Linked DNA regions of Homo sapiens: region 2 is linked to region 1. Evidence: chromatin loops called from intact Hi-C (ENCODE). Cell type or tissue: IMR-90. All regions are shown on one strand. Links, peaks and the distances in the headings refer to the core of each region. The heading gives the core; the rest is flanking DNA.

Region 1 (10,207 bases), core at 790-8,789:
GACTTTTTTTTTAAGTCTCAAAATATCCTGTAACTTCAAATCTAAAATTTTAACCTAAGGATTTAATTAAGGAAATAAGCAAAATGGTATCTTCTGCATCTTTTCGACAACAGGCTTAGACATTGAGAAATGAAGAAATTAGTGCCTTGTTTGCTCATTTCTTTATCCTTTCTGGCTGCCTTTGGGAGGAGAAGAAGGACATGTGTTTTCTCCCAGGAGGCCTTTGTCCTAGGACACTTGATGTGAATCCTGGCTGCATTTAAAATAATCTAGAAAGTTGAAATACATACCTATTACCAGGCTCTATCCCCAGAGATTCCAATTTCATTTGGCCTACGGTGGGGCCCAGACAGGTTATTTTTTTAAGTCTCTGGGGGATTCTCACAGCAGCCAGGCTGAGAGGGACAGGCCTGGGGGCCCTTCCTCCTCCAGGAAACAGGGCTCCTCCCTTCTCCATATTGTAGGTCTCTGACAGGAGCCTCCCAGAGGTGACCAGACCCCAGATGGACACAGCTGCATGGGAACCTAAAAAAGGCTGGAACCTAAGCCCTCTACCTTGAGAACAGCCATGAGGAGTCCTGTGGCCAGGCCAGCAGTTGACAGGGAATGTCCCTACAATTAGCTTGCTGTGAGCTTACTTAAACAACAGTGCCAAAACATAGGCCGAGTACCTGGGCTCCACCCGCAGTAGTGGAGGTGGTGCCTAAAGAATGCTCATGATCCCAGGCCTCTCCCAGCCATGTTCTTGAGCTCATAAGATTCCAGGTCCCAGATTAATTCAAAGATGATTGATGAAGTCACAAAAGTCACTCATTCACTCAGCAAATATTTATTGAGCATCTACTTTGTACCAGGCACTGATCTAAACACTGGAGATACATCAGCAAATAAAAGACCACAGCGACATCACTAGCAGGGAGAGCCATGGATTAAGCACTAAATGTAATCTGCAAGTAAAACATACAGTCTCCTAGATGGTGATGGGGACTCGGGTAAATAGAGAAATGTAGGGGTGGGTGTGTGCGGAGGAAAGCTCAGGGAAATAAGAGTAGGTCCTGAACCCTGAGGTGGGAGCCTGCCAAAGGTGTTCAGGAACCAGCAGGAGGGTAGGGTGGCTGGAGAGGAGGGGCTGAGGAGAGGGCATGATTGGGGGTAGGTCAGAGAGGTGCATAGGGGAGCTTTGGCTTTTACTCCACGTGGAATGGAAGCCACTGCGAGGTGTTGAGCACGAGAGGAAGGAACCAGATGAGAATATTGCCAAACAGAACTTGGGCCCAGCTACCTGGCACAGCAAAGCCAAACACTGATATCAGGATTTACGGCAAGAAAAAGTGAGGCATTTATTGCAAAGCGCCAAGCAAGGAGAATTGGGCAGCTCATGCTTAACACCAGAACTCCCCACTGGCTGACAGATAAGGGTTTTTCTAAGGCAGTGATATAGTTTGTATATTTCTCCCTGCCCAAATCTCATGTTGAATTATAATCCCAGGTATTGGAGGTGGGGCCTGGTGGGAGGTGACTGGATTGTAGGGGTAGATTTCTCATGAATGGCTTGGGCCATCCCCTTGGTGCTGAGTGAGCTCTCGCCCTGAGTTCACATGAGATCTGGTTCTTTAATGGTGTGTGGCACCTACCCCCACCAATCCCTCTCTCTCAATCTCTCTCTCTCTCTCTCTCCTGCTTTTGCCATGTGAGGTACCTGCCCCCCTTTCACATTCCACCATGACTGTAAGCTTCCTGAGGCCACCTGAGAAGCCAAGCAGATGCCAGCATCATGCTTCCTGCACAGCCTGCAGAACTGTGAACCAATTAAACCTCTTTTCTTTATAAATTACCAGTCACAGGTATTACTTTATAGCAATGCAAGAACTGCCTAATATAGACAGGAAGGCAGAGGTTACAGGCAAAGTCATCAATCAACAAAATGAAGCTATACATTGGCTTGGCCTAAAAAAGGCAGGACATCCTGAAACGGGGTTGGGAGGACTAAAGGTCATAGGTGAATTCAAAGATTTCCTGACTTGTGATTGATTAAGCTTTGTTTAAAAACTTGGGGTCAGTCAAAAGGAATGTTGAGCTCTGGCCTGTGGGCATGACTTCCTCTGGGCACCTCAGGAAGAAATTTAGAATAAGTGGCAGGCAGAGTTCAGTCCTTGTTCCCCCTTATCTGAGGTCTACAGGCCGGCAGATGGCATTTTCCATTTGCTGGGGGTCCAGGTTTATAAAAAACAACTCAAAGACATATGTGAAGATGTTACCTTTAGTTTCTATAGGGAACGAAAGAGTTTGTAGCTCTAGCTTCCTTGGCTGTTGTTTAAAATTACTATTGGCCAGGCACAGTGGCTCATGCCTGTAATCCCAATACTTTGGGAGGCCGGGGTGGGCAGGTCACCTGAGGTCGGGAGTTTGAGACCAGCCTGACCAACATGGAGAAACCCTGTCTCTACTAAAAATACAAAATTAGCCAGGCGTGGTGGCGCAACCCTGTAATCTCAGCTACTTGGGAAGCTGAGGCAGGAGAATCTCTTGAACCTGGGAGGCAGAGGTCATGGTGAGCTGAGAAGGTGCCATTGCACTCCAGCCTGGGCAACAAGAGCGAAACTCTGTCTTAAAAAAAAAAAAAAAAAAAAAAGCTACTGTTCACCTTTTTTTTTTTTTTTTTTTTTTTTTGAGATGGAGTTGCGCTCTGTCGCCCAGGCTGGAGTGCAGTGGCGCAGTCTTGGCTCACTGCAAGCTCCGCCTCCCGGGTTCACGCCATTCTCCTGCCTCAGCCTCCCGAGTAGCTGGGACTACCGGCACCCGCCACCACTCCCCGCTAATTTTTTTTATTTTTAGTAGAGATGAGGTTTCCCCATCTTGGCCAGGCTAGTCTCAAACTGCTGACCTCAGGTGATCCACCTGCCTCGGCCTCCCAAAGTGCCAAGTCTTTATTGTAAACCATTACTGGCTGCCTGAATTCTAAAATTCTTAGGACTTAAGAAGCAACAAGCCATGATTGACTAATCAGTTGAAAAAAAAAAAAAAACAGGTCAAGATGGACCCATCCTGAGGCTCAATCCCAAATGCCAGTCTCCTTTCTGTACCCTCAAGTGCACCTGTCTGGCTTGAAAACAAATTCCCTCTATTTGGCCTCAAGCTAAGCTAACAGAGCAAACAATTCCTTCTACCCAGGCCTCTGCTTTGTTCCAGGGCTTGTGTTTTACTGGGGCCAGGGCCCTGGAGCCACCCTCAGGGATGAGATTTCTCCTTCTCATGAAGGAAGCAGTGTTGAAAGCAAAGTATTTGATTCCTGTTCTTGAGGCCTAAACATTTAACTGTAAAGTATGTAAACTGTGTTCTGGAATTCTGGCTATGGTATGTATCAAGCTACATAAACAACATGCCATCTCGTCTCTCCACGTAACACAGAGGTACAGAGAGGCTGAGATAAAGAAACACATAAATAGGTGGTTAGCTGTGATATTAAAATAAGGGAATCACTGGGAGAATTTCTGTGCTGCTGGAAATTAGAGCTGCCATTGTATAAAAGCTGCATACATTTTGACTTGATATCACCATCAGTTAAGCAGTGGTTATAATATTTTGTCCTGGAAATGTATAAAGTTAAGAGACTACTTGTTTTTCCAGGAGACAGCTTTCCGAAAAATGTTAAAGCAGATTTTCATAAATAAATTATTAGGCACACCTCTATTTTTTTCTATAGCAATGATCACTTTTTACCATAATAGATGTACTTATTTACTTATTTTTTGCACTTACTATTTATTGACTCTTTTATATAAATTTACATAATTTACTTATTTGGTGCATTTATTGATTATTGACTCTTTCCCTCTACTACAGTGTGTAGTTCTTTGAGGCAGATGGAGACCGGTGCATGTGGTGGGTGTTGCTGCTGCTGTGGTTGTTGGCCCAGGACACAGCTAAAAACTCAACCCAGGTCTTCCTGGCTCCACATCTGGAGGTCTATTTTCTCCCCAACTCTAGCCGTGTAGGTGCAGGGCGCCAACCCTAATTCTTTATTACCCTAAAGGTGTTACAGGACTATTTAATTCACAAACAGGGAAGAGATTCTCCCTTTACCAAGCCTCTTCTATTGCAGTTCTCAGTTGCTGTGATGTTCTCCATGCAGACATGGCCTGATCTACTATTTCAACCTTAACATTTCTCAACCACTAAGAAATTTTAGTTTAGTTTTGAATCCCAAGCACCCGGGACACTGGAATAGTGATCATGGAGGAAAGGCAAGTTCTAACCTTTCTAATGAAGGAACAAGAAAACAAAAGCCCAAACCTTTATTGTAAATCATGACAGGGTGCCCAAATCGAACACAAAATGTAATTTTACATTTTATGTAAAATTGGATGCTATTTTTGAATACCACTGGGTGCTTGGAATTCAAACATAAACCAAACCCCTGCATTAATTGCCCATAGAAATTGATCCTGTAATCAATATCCCTCTGAAAATTTACACTAGATCTCTAGCTTTATGTTTTGAATCAATCTCACATTGAACTCACAACGTGACACCAGTTTCTGGTGTTTGTCTTTAAGATAAGCAGGCATAGGGCCTATACTACACCAGGTCTCCAGAGTTTTTATTAAAAGTGTCTTATCTTACATGTACTGTAAGTGAACAGGTGCTCACATCCCATAGGGCACTGGGAAAAGGATCCTTGAGTGCAAAATGTCACAGGTTGCACAAATCCCATTGTCATTTCAAGGAGACTCCTCACTACATTCCTAACCAAAAAGCCAAATTGAATTATTATAGAATTCTGGAATGAACCTCCTAATCCTTTCACAAATCTCTGTCCATCTGCTTCCATCTGACCACACTGGTATATGATCCACCCATGTGAAGACTCTTACTCAGACAAATCATTGGAGATTTTTAGTCAGAGTATAATTTATGTACCAAGTCAAAATATCTATCTGGAAAATATTAGAAAAAGTCAATATAACGAAAAGCTTTCCCTTGTCTCTTTCTTGAAATTCTTCTCTAGCTTAACCTAATTTCCTAAGTCACTTAGAGGCCTTTAAACAAAATGAAATCTTAATGATGTCTCTGCCATGAATAATTAATTGTTGGTGTACAATCTTCTCAACAAAATCCATTCTCATTAGATTAGAGGTTTCCGCAAGATACATGAGTTCATTATGGACATTTTTACATCCTTCTTGTATCTTTCTTTCTTTGTCCATTTTATCTGTGCTGTGATCTGAGATTCCATCACCCTGACAGCCTTCCAAAGAGAAGCAGTGGTCAGGCAATTAAAGACCTTTGAGAAGTGGTAACGTCTTCCTGCTTCAAAACATGGCAGCGTAACTGGAGAGGAAACAATGAACAGTGAAGGCTTGAACTGACCATGGTGGTTTGGTCTTTCAGTGGGAAAGAGGAGGATCTGGGGAAGACAGACTTACCTGTCCTCTTAGAAACTTCTACATCCATCAGTCTTCTGTCTCATGAGAAAGCCTTGAAGACCAGAAAGTCCTGGGAAGAAAGGAACATTGCACCAACCGAACCTCTTGTGTTTTCTTTTCAGATGCTGAAATGCAAGGTCATAGACACAATGGAGAAACTTTAGAGGCCATTTCCTGCTCATTGGACAAATAGCTGGCCACTGCCATGAGTTACAGGTCTAGCCACTGTGCTTCTATGAACTTTGTCCCCATCCCCTTCCCAATCCCTCCTTTTCATTCTTCCCTCCTCCATCCTCACATACAAATGTGTTCAATTGTTCCAACTGTATTGCTGAACCAAGTCAGATTTATTAAATCTATGTTTGAATTTAAAAGCCTAATCTGGAAGAAGAAAAGAATCTCATATACAACTTCAAACACGTTTGAATTTTTCCTCCTAGACATAAAGTATATACACTGGATTATGCCTAAATTACTGTATTTTAAAGTAATGATTCAAAGAACAGTTAGGCATAGGACAGGCTTTGCAGATGTCAGGCACAGAGTTCTTTGTTTCATACATTTTTTACATAGCTATAATCACCCAAGAGACACAATCCTGTATCCTGTTCTTGCTCATCTGTCATGTACATTTTTGAGGTTATAACATTGTTTCTACAAACATCAATTAGAAATATTGCATGGCACTCCATCGAGTCGATACACTCTATTTCAATAAACCATGGTCTTTTCCTTCCATTTTTTAACTACTGTTAATAATGGTGCAATAAGCGTCCTTATGTAAAAAGCTTTTCTGATATTTAGGATTATTTCCTTAGATTCAGCTCTTCTAAGTGGAACTGCTGGATAAAGGAGAATACTTAGGTTTTTGAGATATGCTGTGAAATAGCTTTTCCAAAACACTGTTCGACTTTATGTTCCCACATATACTGTCAGCTGGACCAAAGTGAAAAAGATCAATGAACTTGCAGTTTCAGGTGGTCACAATGTACATAAGAGACTGACTTTAAATATTTATTATGAAATGTACAGTACATACAGAAAAGTATATAAAAATTATATGGTTTAAAGAATAATAATGGCCGGGCACAGTGGTTCACACCTGTAATCCCAGCACTTTGGGAGGCCCAGGGTGGGCAGATCACCTGAGGTCAGGTGTTCAAGACCAGCCTGGCCAACTTGGAGAAACCCCGTGTCTACTAAAAATGCAAAAATAAGCCGGGCGTGTTGACACATGCCTGTAATCTCAGCTACTCAGGAGGCTGAGACAGGATAATCACTTGAACCCAGAAGGCAGAGGTTGCAGTGAGCCAAGATTGTGCCACTGCACTCCAGCCTGGGTGATAGAGCAAGACTTTGTCTCAAAATAATAATAATAATAATAAAATTAACACCCATGTACCCACTATCCAGTTTAAGAAATAGAATATTATGACCACATTAGCAGCCCCTCTTGTGCCTGCATTAGTGTATCACAGCAGCTACAGACAGATCTCAAAATGTCATTGATGTAAAACACACACACACATACATTGATGTCCCTCTCACATCACGGTCCATGCAGGCTCAGGAGCTGTCCTTGCCACCTCCAACAGTAATTTAAGACCCTGGCTCTGGCCCCATTGAAACACAAGCTCTGGAACAAATTTAGGACTGTTAAGAGTCTTAACAGTAATTTAAGACTCATCATTTCACCACCTTGGAATTTTTGCTTTTAGTTAAGTAGAATAAATAAGAGAGGACACAGAGAACTTACATCTGCTTTTAACTGCCTTTCTCAAGGAGTGACACATCTCTGCCTTCTTTGGTAAGAGCTGCCACACGGCCTCGACTTAACTCTAAAGGGGGTTGGAAATGTGGCCTCCTTTATGTCTGAACAATACTGTCCATCACACATTGCCTCTGCCACAGTGTCCTTATCCCCGACAGATAACCCCTTCCTGCCTTCTGTGTTAGTCACTCCCTTGCTTTTCTTTAAATAGTGTTGTAAAAATTGCCTAGGAAGCACAAGTCTGTGTAAGAGAAGGAAAATATCAACGCTATTCTACAAGGGTTCCCAACAGAAGAGAAGGTGGAAAAATGGGCATCACAGGCTGGCTTCCGCTTCCCTGAGAATCTATGAGAGCCCTTTCTAGGGATGTCTGCAGGCAAGGTTATGGCTAAGTCATGGAAACCATAAATTAACACATCTGGAGCATCAGACAGAACTATAATTTGAACCACCTACTAGACACCTGTCAGAAAGAGCTTCGGAGGGAGGAGGCTGCTCGGCATTTTCTTCTAAATTCACAGCGCTCCTCTGTCAGCCCTCAGGAGGAGTTCAGAGCTAACCCAAGCATCAAGGGGAGAGCAGTAGCTTTAATAGCACTGAGCCAAGAGAAGAAACAGGACCAGCCTCCCCCAGGCATTCTTCCTCGGGTCTCACAGACAGTACTAAGACAGCAGGGATCTTGCGATGATGGCCCTCAACTCACAGAGGCTGCCTTCCAGCTCCACTGTTGGCCACCAGCCTGGGAGCTCCCTTCATCATCAGCCTATGGGTTTCCTTCACCTCTCTCCTGCTTTGAATCTCCAGATTCCAGTGCCCCCAGCTCTTTATTCCTTGGTTTACTCTTTATCATTTGTTATTCTTTGAACATAGGGAGCTTTCATTATTTTAAAGTTGTAACTCATAACTCCAATGTCTGGAGTCCTGACGGCCTTTTCTATTGTCATTCTTTCTGCCAGAAACATACCGTCCAGCAGCTTCTTAAGAAATGGTGCGTGACAGGTACGTTTTTTGAGAAAATACATAGGCATTTTTGAGTTTGCAACATGTTTTTTACAACCATCATAGAATGGCAGCATGACATTCCATTGAGTGTACTATGGTTTGGCTGTGTCCCCACCCAAATCTCATCTTGGATTATAATCCCCATAATCCCCATGTGTTGTGGGAGGGACCCAGTGGGAAGTAATTGAATCATGGGGTGGTTTCCCCATGCTGTTCTCATGATAGTGAGTTCTCACGAGATCTGATGGTTTTATAAGTGTCTGGCATTTCCCCTGCTGGCTCTCATTGTCTCTCCTGCTGCCCTGTGAAGAGGTGCCTTCCACCATGATTGTAAGTTTCCTGAGGCCTCCCCAGGCATGCAGAACTGTGAGTCAATTAAATCTCTTTTCTTTATAAATTACCCAGTCTCGGGTATTTCCTTGTAGCAATCTGAAAATGGACTAATACAGAGTGGATACATCCTATTTTACCATACCATGCCCTTTTTAAAGATACTTTATATTGTTTTTCATTTTTCACTACTATTAGTAAAGCTGCAATGAGCATCTTTCCACATATGGATGCCCTCCATGAACAAGGTAACCTGGTGGGCACTATGGAGAAAAAGTAAGGACACAGTTTAGTGGGCACAAAACAAGAAAATGACAGCAAAGGGAAGCAAGTATATATCTACACACACACACACACGCACACACACACACACACACACACGCATGCCTAACAGAGAAGCATGTGATTATGTTTTCCTAAGAGTCTGGGGTACAAAATGCCCTCCGGCAAAAACTAAAGTTCTCTGAGGTCTTTGTGTGTGACTTAATTACACATGCTAATTTTCCGTTTTAATCCATAATTATCATGATGGTTTTGACATTGAATAATAATCTTTTAAATTACTTACCAGTTACCTCATCTGTGGCACCAATTTTAGTTGCTACTTCTCTGAAACCTCCACATCCGTGCCCTATACAATCCATCTCTCAGGTTCCAGTCCAGCATCCAAACCTGGACCCCTCCTCCTGGAAGTCTGTCTTCCGCTGTTCCTCCCTTTTGCCTCCAACTCATCGTATTTAGAACTGAAACAGCATCCCCGATCCACCTCAGATCTGCCTCTAACCCTTATTCCAGCCTAGGATATGAAGATTCTATTTCCATTATAAATCTACCAGATATCAGCCAATTTAATTAGGTGGAAGACTTTTATTCTGTGGAGGTTTCTCACAAAAAAACAAGCGAAGGTGGCTAAAGTATTACCAAGGGACTGTTGCCCTCTGCCCTTTGACAGGAGTAAGCGAGGACTCTTCGTCATTCTAGAGGGGTTCAGAGTACCCAGAGGGCCCAGAAGCCCCAGCAGTGACTGGCATGGGAAAGAAAAATGGCGGGAAGTACAGGATGACAGGAAAAAAGAGAGAGTCAAACACTTCTCTCTGAACACAACTTTGTAAAAGGACTGGGCTACAAGGAACCCAGTCTTTTATTCAAATTACTTCTCATTACTTAACTGAAACTCAGTTTCCTCAGTTGTAAAACAGTAATAACAGCTGTCCACCTTGAAGACATGTTATTGTTTAATTCTTACATTTAATAAATATTTCTAGAATATTATCTGTAGAGTTGGTGCTAAGGATATCACAATAACAGGACATAGTTCCTGCCTTCAGGGTCCCTGTGGTCTGCTTGTAAGAGAGACCCAAGGAAAGAGGCAATCACACTATAGTAGAATAAGTGTTTCCCAGGTATGCACAAAATGAGATCATGACTTTATAGTGCTTAGCAAATGTTAGAGTGTTGTACAAATATTGGCTTTATTAGTACTGGGCACTCCTGATCCTATTCAGGGATCTCTAACTACTCTTGCTCTGTTCCTCCCCACCAAGCCACGAAGCAGAAGGCCAGCCTTGGTACCCACAGCCTCTTCTAAAGACAACTGATGCTAAAGCCTCTGCTGAAGGGGCAGGACCAAATGAGCCTGGCAACTGATCCCACCTCACTCTCAGGCAGCAGGTGATGG
Region 2 (10,207 bases), core at 1,483-9,482, 540 kb before region 1:
TATCATCTACTAAAATGATAGAATGAATGCTTTAGACACTCTAGAAATAGTTTGTTCTATTTTTCTCTACTTGACTGATGATCTCTTGGGATCAGAACAGATATTCACAATATTAAAACTATAGTAAATGGTTTTGTGGTTGTAACCAATGACAAATAATTTTTTCTTTTTGAATCTGACATCCTCCACATCTACTCTCTGGGATGGAAATGTCTTTAGTGATACTGCCAAAAGAAGCATCAGAGAGAGATTAGATAGAGATGACCTTTCCATGAATTTTAAGAGGAAGACTCTGATATGGTTTGACTTTGTGTCCCCACTGAAATCTCATCTTGAATTGTAATCCTCAGGTGCCAAGGGAAGAACCTGGTGGGAGGTGATTGGATCTTGGGGGTGGTTTCCCCCATCCTATTCTCATGATAGTTGTCACAAGAGCTGATGGTTTTAAAGTGTGGTACTTCCTGACGCTTGCTCTCGCTCACTCGCTTTCTGTCTCTCTCTCTCTCTTGCAGTCTCTCTCTCTCTCTCTGTTGCCTGCCGCAGGTAAGATGTGCCTTGCTTCCCCTTCACCTTCTACCATGATTGTAAGTTTCCTGAGGCCTCCCCAGCCATGCAGAACTATGAGTCAATTAAACCTCCTTTCTTTATAAATACTCAGTCTCTGGTGGTATTCTTCATAGCAGTGTGAAAACGGACTAAAACAGAGAATTGGTACCAAGGTAGTGTGGTACTGCTATAAAGATAACTTGAGAACGTGGAAGCAACTTTGGAACTGGATAACAGGCAGAAGTTGGAACAGTTTGGAAGGCTCAGATGAAGACAAGAGGATGAATGAAAGTTTGGAACTTCCTACAGACTTGTTGAATTGTTTTGACCAAAATGCTAATAGTGATATATGATATAGACAATGAAGTCCGGGCTGAGATGGTCTCAGATGGAAATGAGGAACCTATTGGGAGCTGGAGTAAAGGTCACTCTTACTATGCTTTAGCAAAGAGCCTGGCAGCATTTTGCACCTGCTCCGGAGATCTATGGAACTTTGAACTTAAGAGAGATGATTTAGGGTGTCTGGCAGAAGAAATTTCTAAGCAGCAAAGCATTCAAGAGGTAATCTGGTTGATTCTGAAAGCGTTCAGTTACATGCGCTCACAAAGAGATGGTTTGAAATTGGAACTTACATTTAAAAGGGAAGCAGAGCATAAAGATTTGGAAAATGTACAGCCTGACTATGTGGTAGAAATTTTTCTGGGAAGAAATTCAAGCCAGCTGCAGAAATTTGCATAAGTAACAAGGAGCCAAATGTTAATCACCAAGACAATGGGATAAATGTCTCCAGGGCATTTCAGAGATCTTCAAAGTAGCCCATCCCATCACAGGCCCAAAAGCCTAAGAGGGAAAATGTCCTCAGGGCCCTGGGCCCTGCTGCTCTGTGCAGCCTTGGGACATGGCGTCCTGCATCCCAGCCACTCCAGCTCCAGCTGTGGCTAAGAGGGGCCAAGGTACAGCTCAGGGCATTGCTTCAGAGAATGCAAGCCCCAAAACCTTGGCAGCTTCCACATGATGTTGGGCCTGTGAGTATTCAGAAGACAAGAGTTGAGCTTTCAGAACCTCCATCTGGATTTCAGAGGATGTGTGGAAAAGCAGGCAGAAGTCTGCTAGAGGGGTGGAGCCCTTATAGAGAACCTCTGTTAGGCAGTGCAGAAGGGAAATGTGGGGTTGGAGCGCCCATACAGAGTCTCCACTGAGGTACTGCCTTGTGGAGCTGTGAGAAAAGGGCTACTATCCTCCAGACCCCAGAAAGGTAGATCCACCAACAGCTTGCACCTTGCACCTGAAAAAGCCACAGGCATTCAATGCCATCCCATGAAAGCAGCTGGAGGGGCTGTACCCTGCTAAGCCACAGGGGTGGAGCTGCCCAAGGCCATGGGAACCCACCCCTTGCATTAGCGTGCCCTGGGTGAGACATGGAGTCAAAGGAGATCATTTTGGAGCTTTAAGATTTAATGACTGCCCGGCTGGGTTTTAGATTTTCATGTGGCCTGTGGGCCCTTTATTTTGGCCAATTTCTCCCATTTGGATGGGAATACTTACCCAATGGCTGTACCGCTACTGTATCTTTTTTTTTCTTTTTGAGATGGAGTCTCCCTCTGTCACCCAGGCTGGAGTGCACTGGTGTGATCTCGGTTCACTGCAACCTCTAACTCCCACATTCAAGCAGTTCTCCTGCCTCAGCCTCCTAAGTAGCTGGGACTATAAGCGCCGGCCACCACACCCAGCTAATTTTTGTATCTTTAGTAGAGATGGGGTTTCACCATGTTGGGTAGGCTGGTCTTGAACTCCTGACCTCAGGTGATCCACCTGCCTCGGCCTCCCAAAGTGCTGGGATCACAGGTGTGAGCCACTGCACCTGGCCCCCTATTGTATCTTGGAAGTAACTAACTTGCTTTTGATTTTACAGACTCATAGGTAGAAGGAACTTGCCTTGTCTTAGATGAGACTCTGGACTTGGACTTTCAGGTTAATACTGGAATGAGTTAAGACTTTAAGACTCTTGGGAGGGAATGGTTGGTTTTGAAACTTGAAAGGGACATGAAATTTTGGAGGGGCCAGGGGTGAAATAATATGGTTTGTCTCTGTGTCCCCACCAAAATCTCATTTCAAATTGTAATCCTCAGATGTCAAGGGAGGAACCTGGTGGGAAGTGATTGGATCATGGAGGTGGTTTCCCCCATGCTGTTCTCATGATAGTGAGTGAGTTCTCATGAGAGCTGATGGTTTTAAAGTGTGGCACTTCCTGGTTCGTTCTCTCTCTCTCTCTCTCTCTCTCTCTCTGTCTCACCTGCTGCTGTGTAAGATGTGCCTTGTCTTCCACCATGATTGTGAATTTCCTGAGGGCCCCCCAGCCATGCAGAACTGTGAGTCAATTAAACCTCCTTTCTTTATAAATTACCCAGTCTCTGTTGGCATTCTTTATATCAGTGTGAAAGCAGACTAATACAGACTCCTTCCCTGGACACTAGAACCATGATGGCATTAGGGATGGAGTTATTAATGCATAATAGCAGAAAGCTCTTTACCTCAACATTATAAAGATAATAAAGGTATAGTTAACAATGATTGTACACACATTGTAGATTCCATTACAGTATTAAATTGAGCAATAGTGTTTGCAGCAAACTATGGGCATTATTCTTTAATTTCCCCTCCCATTAAATTATTCTTTAATTTCCCCTCCCATTAAAGGAGAGGGTGGTCTCTTTTCAGGTAAGGATTGCTCATCTTTTTCTTCTGCATGCCTCATGCCATGCATGCCCCATGCAGGTGTAAGCTAGATGGCATTCTGTATGTCAGGACCATTTTTCATTACTGCAAAATACTCAAACTAAGTTTTAAAGAAAAGAATTTCTATCCTATGCATTGCTATAAGGCTTTTTATTCCAACATATGGTATTAAATACGAGTTATGTGCTCAACTGTGAATTTATATGAAAAGGAGATTAGGACACAACAGGCATAGAGGAAAGATCATGTGAAGACACAGGGAGAAAACACTTATCTGCAAATCAAGAGGAAAGATCCCAGAAGATACTAACCCTCCTGATAGATACCTTGATCTCCGACACCTGTCTGTGGTACTTGATGATGGCACCCTAGCAAACTAACATAATTGTGATGAAACACAGAGGCCCAAGAGTGGCCTTTGTGTTTCATTTCAGTGCTCTATGTTCTGGCCAATTGTCTGTCATCTTCCTTTGTGCGTGAATGAGTCCCCTGTGGGCAAAAGCAGAGGCCACCCGTGGAGACATACCTAGATGGGTGGCAGGCAGACAACCACTATCTGTCATCTACCCAACCACCACTTATGTCCTTTTCCCTCCACATCCCTCTTCTTTCAAAATCCCTCCCCTCCTACTCACCTTCTTCAGGTAGCAGGAGTGGGAGGTAGGAAAAAGCAATAGACTTATTAATGTTAAAGATCCAAGCTGCAAACCTTTGCTTCTGATTAGCTTTTTGGTTTCAGACTCTTTCTCTAGGCAAAATTTTCTCAAAATTATCTGCTACAGGAATTCAGAGAAACATTTAAAACTCTAAAAGTAGACCGATACCACCACCTTCCCCATCCTCCACCCAGCCAGCCTGTGACAGTAGGTAAAATCTGTATACCCAACACCAATTCCCTTGATGGTATTTGGATCCATTTCCAATTGAGAAGCAGTCATCTATCCTTTTTCATTAGCTTCGCCTTCACTGGTGAGAAGTTAGTGGGAAGTAAAGACTCTGGAGGCCTGGAGTTGTTGGGTTTTAAAATTTTATGCCTGGAGGGTAAGTCCACTCTAGTAAATGTGAAGTTATTTTTAAACTTAAAGCCATGGAATACCACTACATTATAGTAACCAGCTATTTTGCAGTATAACCTACATTCATTCATGTATTGTTTGTATGAATGTTCTGTTTCCAGCATAATGGCTTTTAAAAATTAAAGATATAAATTAGCTATTATTAGAGAAACAGCACAATAGTAAAACTCCCATAAATTGGCATAAGAAAATATTAATAATAGACTCTAGAGGGGACAGTCTCTAAAGAATAAACAAACCATTGAGTAGAGAACAGAAATCCCACCCAACCAGTAAGTGCTCTATGCTGATCTTCAAACAATGGGTTCCTGGGTCTTAGCAATAACAACAAAAACAACTCACCACTAACCCAGTGCTTACTGAATCTCATATGCTTTACATGTATTACTTTATTTTTTTTTCCAAATGTCACTTTTGAAGAAGATACCTTTAATATTTCCACTTTACAGATGATGAAATTTTAAAGTGTTATATAAATTGCCCAGCTAGTAAATGGTAGAGCAGGGATTCAAACCCAGCCTTAATATATATACTATTATTTTGATCCCCAGAGCACTCAATATAGTGTTGGGTACTTTTAAAAGAACTAAGAAAATGTTGAGCCATATGGGGGATGATTCAGCCATATTGTAGGGACAGAAAACAGTAAAAGTGACCCAAATACCCTATCTTTAAAATTTTTCTATGTTTTAACCATTTATTTTCCACATTATTCTTTTGTGCAATGTTTGCTGAGCATCTGCTATGTTCCAGGTACGGTGTCGGGTGGAAAACAGGAATAAATAATATACAAACCCTTTTATTAAGTAATTCAGAGTTCAATGAAAGACTTCAAAGGAAAACAGATCATTTTTAAATGATCGAACTATGTGACAGGTGGAGTGGCATTAGCAGAGCACAGAGGGGATGGTCAGGACTGGCTGCTGGCAGGAGGGGACATCTGAGCAGGTGAGAGGCAGGGGTGTGGGAGGAAGACATGTAAGACCTTAACAGGCAAGGGTACAGTGTGAGCACTGGCAGGAAAAAGAGTTGCTGGAAATTTCCAGCAATTCATTGTTGCTGAAGCAGAACGTGTGATGCCGGGCGGGTCCCTGATCGTGGAGTGGAGGAGGGATGCAAAGCATGGAGACCCTTTTAAGGCACCAGAGGAGGGAGAGAGATTGAACAAATAGGAGAGGTGGGTGGGTGAGGGAGAGAAGAGCCACTGAGATCATCACAACTCAAACAAAACTAAAATGTAGTGCATGTCCTTGAGTTCTCTTGCTTTCTCCCATTTTCCATGAAAACGTGCAAACTAGCACCTTAACACTTTTTGTAATTTCATGACAAATGCTATCATATTTCATAGCCAGCAGATGGCACTAAGTATACATAAAATGAACATTTTGCACACTCACTTTTTTTTTTTCTCTTGAGACAGTCTCACTCTGTTGCCCACGCTGCAGTGCAGTGGCGCAATCGTGTTTCTCTGCATCCTGGGCTCCAGCGATCCTCCTGCCTCAGCTTCCCGAGTAGCTGGGACCACAAGCGCCTACCTCCTACTTATTTTAAAAGAGTTCAATCCAGGCTCTACTGTTCCCAAGGGACTTTTCTCCATACTAGGAACTCTAAAATCTGACAATGGTTTGGATCTGTGAGATAGAAAAGGCATCTTATAGGTACAGGGTCCTGTCTTCTGCCAGGGTCTACTGTGCTGCAGTCTCAGAGGGATATCATCAGGGGATCCCAGTAAGGTTGTAAAATGAATAATGATCTTGGTGGCACCACACCATCTCTGTGTAGTGAGGAAAACTTATGTAAAACTGGAACGGGTGAAGGGGTGAAACTAGGAAGGTGTCATAGCTGTTAGAGGATGGGGAGCAGGACTGGGTGGGTAAAGCCTTCAGCTGTGAGGCCCGTTGACATCTATGAAAGAGGAAGAAAGCGGGAGAGCCTCCAGCTGCAAAGGACGGCTGACCAGGGCTTGGCTTGCTCAGTGAGCAGCTTCAGAGCAAAGATTGCCTGATGAAGCAGTTCAGCATTGGGCTGAAACAGCCAGGCCCTACAGTACCCTTCTCATCTGGTTTGGCTCTGTCCCCACCCAAAATCTCATCTTGAATTGTAATCCCCATAATACCCACATGTCAAGGGAGAGGCCAGGTGGATGTAATTGAATCATGGGGGTGTTTTCTCCCATGCTGTTCTCGTGGTAGTGAGTTCTCACGAGAGCTGATGATTTTGTAAGTGTTTGGTAGTTTCTCCTGCGCTCATTTCTCCCTCCTGCCACCTTGTGAAGAAGGTGGCTTGCTTCCCCTTCACCTTCTGCCATGATTGTAAGTTTCCTCAGGCCTCCCCAGCCATGCTGAACTGTGAGTCAATTAAACCTCTTACCTTTATAAATTACCCAGTTTTGGGTATTTCCTTATAGCAATGTGAGAACAGACTAGTATATCTTCCTTGCTCAGTCATTGGCTGGGGGTTACCCAGGAAGAATGTGACCCAGAGTGAATGCCATGCACATGCTGATGGCGCTACAGTTGAAGGCTGTCAGTTACCTCTGCTCCCTGCAGCTGGACAGCAGGTTCTCAGAGGAGTACCCTAAAGGTGGTGTACTTTTGTGGCTGCCACACCATCCTTGTTAAAGAAATAACTCTCATGTATGATCTCCATTGTATTTCTTAGGTCTGTATGAAGCTGTGTAAACAGTCTTGCTCTTTTCAATAGCTGAGGTGCTTTTTAAATAAAATTCATAGGTTCTTGGATATGATTCAATCCAGTATAGTCTGTGAACTGGCTTTGCAGCTTCATCTGAATAATCTCAATATTTACATATGAGTTATATGTATCTCTTGGAAGAAAATTTTAAAAGTAAAAGCCATTATCTATATGGGCTCAAAGGATATGAAAGAATTTTAATCTCAGAAAAGCACAATAAGGAAGTCAATATCTATTTTAATCTCAGGCAAGCATACTAAAGAAGTCAGTAGCTGCAAAAGCTCCTCAAAAAATTATTCTAAGTCAAATATAAATAATCTTATTTGCTCTTTTGGATTATGAATACATCATAGCTTTTTTATTAACATCCAATTCAAAGTTGGCCTATTGTCTGGTGGTATTAAAGTGGATCACATGTGTAGCCCTTAATAATGCACATTGACATGGAACACTTGGCTTGATCCTCGTAATTCTATGAGGTAGGTATTATCACCTATGTACAGATGAAGAAACACATCCTGAGAGATGTGAATTTTAATGCAATTTCTATGAATGACATCTTTTTTTCAAAATCCTATGAAACACAATCTGGTAATTTTTAAGACACCGTACCACTCTTTCCTTACACCATATACAAAAATCAACTCAAGATGGATGAAAGATTTGAATGTAAAACTTAAAACTATCAAAACCCTAGAAGAAAACAAGAAAGGCCATGGACATATGCCTTGGCAAAGACTTCATGATGAAGATGCCAAGAGCAATTGCGGCAAAAACGAAAATTGACAAATGGGATCTAATAAAACTAAAGAGCTTCTGCACAGTAAAAGAAACTATCAACAGAGTAAACATACAACCTACAGAATGGAGGAAAACACCTGCAAGCTATGCATCTGACAAAGGTCTAATATCCAGCACCTATAAGGAACTTAAATCAACAAGCAAAAACAAACAACCTCATTAAAAATGGGCAAAAAGTGTGAACAGACACTTCTCAAAAGAAGACGTGCATGTAGGCAACAAGCATATGAAAAAATGTTCACCATCACTAATCATTAGAGAAATGCAAATCAAGACCACAGTAAGATACCATCTCACACCAGTCAGAATAGCTATGATGAAAAAGTAAAAAAAAAAAAAAAAAAAAAAAAAGATGCTGGTGAAGTTGTGGAGAAGAGAACACTTATACACTGCTGGTGGAAATGTAAACCAGTTTGGCCACTGTGGAAAGCAGTTTGGAGATTTTTCAAAGAATTCAAAATAGAGCTATCATTCAACCCAGCAATCCCATTACTGGATATATACCCAAAGGAATATAAATTGTTCTACCATAAAAACACATATACATGTATGTTCATTGCAGCATTATTCACAATAGCAAAGACATGGAATCAACCTAAATGCTCATCAATGGCAGAATGGATAAAGAAAATGTGGTACATATATACCATGGAATACTGTACAGCCATATAAAAAAATGAGATCACATCCTCTGCAGCAACATGGATGGAGCTGGAGGCCAGTATCCTAAGTGAACTAACACAGAACAGAAAACCAAATACTGTATGTGCTCCCTATAAGTAGGAGCTAAACACTGAGCCCACATGGACAAAAAGAAGGGAATAATAGGCACCAGGGCCTACTTGAGGGTGGAGGGTTGGAGGAGAGCGAGGACTGAGAAAATACCTATCAGGTACGATGCTTATTACCTGGGTGACAAAATAATCTGTACACCAAACCCCATGACATGCAATTTACCTATATAACAAACCTGCAAATGTACTCCTGCACCTAAAATAGAAGTTGGAAGGAAAAAAATACATTGCACAAATGGAAACAATAAAATCTACAATTTGAACATTTATTTGAATAGCTGGACGTGTCATCAGAACAACTCTTGATGCTTATTTAGGCTCCCAGAGTTACCTAAAGAGAACATGAGGTTTAAGAACCACTGATGAGGAATCAAAGCCCTACTTTGAAGAGTATAAATATATATTAAGCATTATATACATATATACACACACATTTTAAAGAATTATAAAATGAACACTTGTATACTTAACACCAAGGAATTGAATATTAACATTGAAGCACCCAGGGCTTCTCCTGTATTGCATTCTTTCCTAGAAGTGATCACCAGCCTATGTTTTGAATTAATTATGCCTATGCTTTCGCTGTTTTGCCACACTATATCTTCTATAATATTGTCTTGTTTGCTTTTAGGCCCTATGTAAATGGCATATATATTGACATGCACACACATCCCCTTTGATGACTTAGTTTTTTAACAGTCTATTTGACATTGGTTCCCACTGATGCTTGTCACTGTAGATCACATTCATTCCTTTACAATATTACGTTGTATGGAAATATCCATTTTATCCATTCTGTTGGTGGGCCTTTGAGTTGTTTTCAGCTTTTTTTCCTCAGGTACAAATAATGCTTCCATGAAGATTCTTGTAATTGGTTTCCTTGGTATATTTGTAACAACATTTCTTTAGGGTGACACTATAAATTGCAGAGACTACATACTTTAAAACTTATTAGGAATTAACAACTTATTTTCTAAGGTGGCTGTACCAATTTACACTCCTACTATAATTTCATGAGAGTTCTTGTGGCACCCTGTCCTCACCAATTCTTATCTGAATGTAAATATTACCATGTGGTTTTAATCTGTATTTCCCTATTTTCTTCTAAGACTTTAAACATTTTACTTTCATTTAAGTCCTTGACCCATTTAAATTTGACTTTTGTGCATGAAGTTATATATATATACCTGTCCTTTTGAAAATGTCCTTATATTTCTCTTATTAAGAATTTTCAAAGATTTTTCTTTCCCCTTATCTCAATCCCCATCCTTTATGAACAGACTCGATGAATTAAAGAATATGAACCCATACAGAGCTTCAGAGACATACACTTTCTAAAGAATATGGTGAGTTTTTCTGGACATAGAACAAATACAAATGAGAATAATAACAAATACTATTTTGGGCCTCACAAATTAGCAAAATATATTCTTAATAAGGCTAATTAATCCCAGTGAGAGTGTTGTAAAATGAGCATTGTTATACACACTAACTTTTGGTGGTGCATACAATCCAAAAGGTGCACACATACCTTTGCAAAGGTAATTTGAGGCTAACTGC

What was found. Hi-C counts contacts between places; a loop is a spot of excess contacts. Peaks named below come from ENCODE experiments on the same cell type or tissue, not always from the same donor. Only the 100,000 strongest peaks of a DNase experiment are listed, where the experiment ranks them.
Region 2: a loop joins it to region 1, with 4 times the contacts of the local background. A loop is called at or near these places in 18 of 110 quality-filtered maps.

What each region holds. Positions count from the first base shown.
Region 1 is chr7:35,610,052-35,620,258 of GRCh38, forward strand. LOC101928421 (a long non-coding RNA gene) reads right to left here. Exons shown (of 5, transcript XR_007060285.1): 2 at 5,427-5,551. Among named protein-coding and RNA genes, the nearest start is that of HERPUD2, 80 kb to the right of the region's middle. In IMR-90, for the core only: no CTCF peak of the experiment used is centred there; no DNase peak of the experiment used is centred there; H3K27ac peaks cover 2,973 bases.
Region 2 is chr7:35,067,859-35,078,065 of GRCh38, forward strand. The region is part of intron 1 of LOC105375228 (a long non-coding RNA gene); the gene reads left to right. Among named protein-coding and RNA genes, the nearest start is that of DPY19L1, 35 kb to the left of the region's middle. In IMR-90, for the core only: a CTCF peak has its summit at 5,728 (motif pointing right); no DNase peak of the experiment used is centred there.